2 separate regions of the Homo sapiens genome follow, and region 2 is linked to region 1. A link is an interaction called in ENCODE POLR2A ChIA-PET data of the cell type or tissue named here. Cell type or tissue: Panc1. All regions are shown on one strand.

The links. ChIA-PET counts read pairs that join two places held together with the same protein. Peaks named below come from ENCODE experiments on the same cell type or tissue, not always from the same donor. Only the 100,000 strongest peaks of a DNase experiment are listed, where the experiment ranks them.
Region 2: POLR2A ChIA-PET joins it to region 1 with 12 read pairs; 3 of 35 experiments call an interaction of 5 or more read pairs at or near these places.

The regions. Positions count from the first base shown.
Region 1 is chr12:49,254,020-49,256,519 of GRCh38, forward strand. It overlaps a transcript of TUBA1C not described here. Among named protein-coding and RNA genes, the nearest start is that of TUBA1C, 9.8 kb to the right of the region's middle. RefSeq lists an enhancer at 2,441-2,500. In Panc1, no CTCF peak of the experiment used is centred here; no DNase peak of the experiment used is centred here.
Region 2 is chr12:48,999,807-49,002,306 of GRCh38, forward strand. PRKAG1 (protein kinase AMP-activated non-catalytic subunit gamma 1) reads right to left here. Exons shown (of 12, transcript NM_002733.5): 12 at 2,468-2,500. All of the region lies in intron 1 of DDN-AS1 (DDN and PRKAG1 antisense RNA 1), which reads left to right. Among named protein-coding and RNA genes, the nearest start is that of DDN, 1.7 kb to the left of the region's middle. RefSeq lists an enhancer at 1-234. In Panc1, no CTCF peak of the experiment used is centred here; no DNase peak of the experiment used is centred here; H3K4me3 peaks cover 391 bases.

The sequences.
Region 1 (2,500 bases):
CAGGAAGGGGAGCCGGGTGCGGTGACTTACGCCTGTAATCCCAGCAGTTTGGGAGGCCGAGGCAGGCGGATCACCTGAGGTCGGGATTTCGAGACCAGCCTGACCAACACGGAGAAACCCCGTCTCTACTAAAAATACCAAATTAGCCGGGCGTGGTGGCGCATGCCTGTAATCCCAGCTACTCGGGAGGCTGAGGCAGGAGAATCGCTTGAACCCGGGAGCTGGAGGTTGCGGTGAGCCAAGATCATGCCATTGCACTCTAGCCTGGGCAACAAGAGTGAAACTCCATCTCAAGAAGAGAAAAGAAAAAATTAGCCGAGTGTCGTGGTGCACGCCTGTAATCCCAGCTACTCAGGAGGCTGAGGCAGAGAATCACTTGAACTTGGGAAGTGGAAGCTGCATCATTGAACCGAGATCATGCCACTGCACTCCAGCCTGGGCAACAGAGCGAGGCTCCATCTAAACAAAAAAAAAAAAAAAAAAAAAAAACGGGAAATGAATTGTCAAATGAGGATATATATAGGGTGAGGTATGGAAGGCTCCTGAGTGCAGCAGCTTCTGTCCTTTGAGTGTAGTGGAGCTGGGGTGCACAACCCTCCTGCAAGTGGATATGTTCTTGTTTACCAGTTTGGAACTCTGGGAACCCGGTAGTTTAGGGATTTTTATGGAGGCTTCATCACGTAGGCATGATCAGTTTTTAACTCAATCCCTAGTCCTTCTCCCCTCCCTGGAGGATGGGGGATGTGGCTAAATTTTCAAGCTTCTAGTCATGACTTTGTCTTTCTGGTGACCAGACCCTATCCTGAAGCTATCCAGCAAGACACCAAGAGACCCTCATTAGTACAAAAGATGCTCCCATCACCCAGGAAGTTCCAAGGATTTAGGAGCTCTGTGTCAGGAACTTGGTGCAGAGGCAAAACACATATATTTTTTTTTTATTTTTTAAGTAGAAACGGGGTCCCTCTGTGTTGCCCAGGGTGGTCTCAAACTCCTGAGCTCAAGTGATCCTACCACTTCAGCCTCCCAAATTGCTGGGATTACAGGCTTGAGCCACTGCACCTGACCTCAGGCTGTTTTAGAGCAAGTCTTATCCTCACACCAAATGCAGATGGAGAAACTCACCCAAAATACAACTACGGACCTTGCCAAGGTTACTCTATTTAATCACACTATAAGCCAGAATTCCTAGTAATTATAATGGCTCTGAGAGTTTACAGTGAATAGTCTAATTCAGTATTTTGTTATTCTAATCTTTACTTTCCTTACTCTGCAGTGCTTTTCCCTTTGTATTTTATCTTGTCCTTGTCTTTAAAGGTCAAAATGATTCTGTTGCTTGCTAAGAAACCAACTACCACTTTCCCCAGCAGCTGAACTTATCTTTAAAAAATATATATATATATATATATATATATTTCTCTGATAGAGGTCTTGCTATGTTGCTCAGGCTGGTCTCAAACCTCTGGACTCATGTGATCCACCCACTTGGTCTTCCAAAGTGCTGGAATTACAGTCATGAACCACTCTACCTGGTAGATTCGTCTTTTCTTTTTGTTTTTCGAGACTGAGTCTCATTCTATCACCCATGCTGGAGTGCAGTGGCGCAATCTCAGCTCACTGCAACCTCCACCTCCCAGGTTCAAGCGATTCTCCATTCTTGTGACTCAGCCTCTGGAGTAGCTGGGATTACAGGCGTCTGCCACCACGCCTGGCTAATTTTTATATTTTTATTAGAGACAGGGTTTCACCATGTTGGCCAGGCTGGTCTGGAACTCCTGACATCACGTGATCCGCCGGCCTCAGTCTCCCAAAGTGCTGGGATTACAGGCGTGAGCCACCACGCCCAGCCAGATTTATCTTTTTAGGCTTCCATAGCAATGTGCTTGAGGCTAGGGCGTGGTGGCTGACATCTGTATTCCCAGCATTTGGGGAGGCTGAGGCCAGTGGGTGTGGTGGCACGTGCCTGTAGTCCCAGCTACTTGGGAGGCCCAGGTGGGAGGATCACCTGAGCCTGGGACGTTGAGGCTGCAGTGAGCTACAGTGGTGCCACTGCACTCCAGCCTGGGTGAGAGAGTGAAACCCTGTCTCAAAAACAAACAAACGAACAACACTAAAAGAAACTAGTGTGCTTGGGGTTAGGCCCTCCTGGCCTTGACCAAAGGCCATGAAACCCCCAATGCAACTGAGCAAGTGAGCATCAGCGAAACAGGCTGTGTAGCTTGTCAGGTGATCTCTGTTCCAGGATAATTTTTTTTTCCTCTGAAACAACTTTGGTTTATTATCAGTCATTTCGTGCAGAGTAAAGAGAAAGAACAGCGTGAATTTAAAATTTGTTTCTTTGTTTTGAACAAAAATTATTTCTTCTTTTTCTTTTCCACAGTGTGTGAACCCAGCTCTGTCCCTTGGGTTCCGTACATATAAATGGAGCAGCTGAGGGAACTGGATAAGAAGTCGATTTTGTAGTTACAGGCTGTTCCGTATCACCCATTTACAAGGTCAGTGG
Region 2 (2,500 bases), 250 kb before region 1:
GTGCAGGAGGGGCTGGCCCACGGCTGGGGGGCTATTTTTAGCGGCAGTGGCTGTTCGGGTGCAGAGATGAGATGAGTAACCAGCTCCCATGCGGTGGAGAGAGGAGGCGGTGGCTTTTACCAAGCTTTTGTGCGACTCTGAGGGAGAGCTGCCTTCCCTAAGCTCAAAAAGGGTGACCCCTACACCCGTATCTCCTTGTCAGCTCAGTGCTGCAGCCTAGGACTGCTGGTACAGCAGGACACAGGCGTCTGCCTTGGCCACCCAAGCTGCCCTACCAGTTCCATTCTACATGTTTGTCCTTGGGCAGCCAGGGAGCCCTCCCACAGCAGCAGGCTTTCACCTCCAATCCAGAAGCCAGGATTTGGGGGTTATATTGTTCTGTGCCCACACAGCCTGCCCAGCTTTATGGAGGACAGAGTAAGTGCTTATGCACTCTCACCCTTCCAGAGGGGGATGGAGGAGAAATGATGTGTTTGCTTGGCAAAACTAATCCCCTAGCAACTGAAATGATAAAAGTGGCCTTTATTTTTTTCAATGTAGAACTCCCCCTCACCACCACCACAATGCCTAGTTCACTCAGTCCCCACCTTAAGTGGTGCTCCAGATGCTCACCTTTTGGGCTGCCTCTGTCCTGGGGGGCTGTTGCTTATATCCACATGATCCCTCCTCCTAAGCTTATACCAGGTGTCCCCTGATTCACCATGGTAATGTTAGTGGCAGCACAGCCCACGCCAACCCTTCCATGCAGAGACTTAGCAACCATGCCTGGCAACCATGGCAGCAGCTTCAGTGGAGGGGAGCAGTGCAGAGAGAGGGGAGAGTGTGTGGGGCATGGTTCCTCGGGAAGAAGGGATAATTTGCCTCTCTGGAGAGGAATAGGTAAGAATAGAAGCTTGTGAGTCTCCCAAATTTCATCCCTTGTCTCTCCCTCAGCTTCATCCTCACACTGAGACGGATAGGTTGGGTTTTAGAGGGAAATGGGAGAAGCAAGAGTTCCCAATTAGTTTTCCACTAATGTACATGGAGCCCTTTGGGTCCAGACCCTTCCTTTTAAGGGGATGGGGAACAACCAGAAAGGTTGTGGGGCAGAGACTGACAGACTGAGAAACAACTCAACAAAACCAGGTCTCTGCTCCCTAACACAAACCTTTAGAGAGAACGCAAACATCCCGTCCCATCCACCCTACCCCCCTTGATTCCACACACCTGCCAGCTGCACTGATGACTTGACTCGAAGATGCTTCCTTCCACCCTAGGTCCCACTAGAGTCCTGAGGCTTTTTAAAGCCCTTGCCTCCTCCCTAGGCAAATCTTCCTTAATGAGGGAATGTGACATAAGGGGCCATCTGTCCTTTCCACCATGTGCTTACCCTCCTGACACATAAACATACTCTAATTCTAATAACTTGGAAGCCTTCCTCCCCCAAGGTTGAGAATGTGCTGTGAGAGCTGTAAAGGGGTGAAGGCAGAAGCAGGGGCTCCTCCACAGCCATGATGCAACACTGAAAGCTGAGCTCTGATGAGGGCCACCTTCTTTTTTTAAAATAAGCTTCCTCAGGTCGAATCTGATGAGGGCCTTGATGCTTTTCCCTGTGTTCCATCAGGAGAACCCAGTATGCCCTGGCTGGAGGGTTATCAGAGGGGTTAGGCACTGTGGGGCAGGGGCAAGGAATGACTCCGAAATTGCTCCTGGCTTGGATGGGAAACTGTATCATACCTGCAAGGCTGGGGTGAGCTGGCACCCAAATTTAGCTCATACTCCAGTCTAGCAGTTCTTCTGATGTTGGGTGCTGACTGCTGTTTGGGTCTACATGCTTTCAATACAGGGAATGGATCTGATGGAGTGACCACTGCCCTGCTGTTCTCCCACCATCCAGCTCATTCTCACCTTGGAAGAGGCAAGGGATTTGTAGGTTTAAAGATAGTGCTGGCCGGGTGCGGTGGCTCATGCCTGTAATCCCAGCACTTTGGGAGGCTGAGGCAGGTAGATCACAAGGTCAGGAGTTCGAGACCAGCCTGGCCAATATGGGTGAAACTCCGTCTTTACTAAAAAATACAAAAATTAGCTGGGCGTGGTGGCGCGCGCCTGTAGTCCCAGCTACTCAGGAGGCTGAGGCAGGAGAATCACTTGAACCCGGGAGACGGAGGTTGCAGTGAGCTGAGATTGCGCCATTGCACTCCAACCTGGGCAACAGAGTGAGATTCCATCTCAAAAAAAAAAAAAAAAAAAAAAAAAAAGATAGTGCCAACTCAGCAAAAGCCAAACAGTCCAACCTTCCCCAACTAAGAAAAGCTGATAATGGTGGCAGGATTCTCTGCCCAAAGGAGACCCTCAAGTCTGTCTACTCGTGTGTGTGTACGTGTGTGTGTGCGTACACACGTTATTATTATTGTTAATGACCAGTTGAAGAAGCCATATAAAGTAGGAAGGTAGTACCCATCAACTGTAAAAATCAAACACTGCAATATCGTGAAGAGATTCCTGTCATTTAATTAGATTT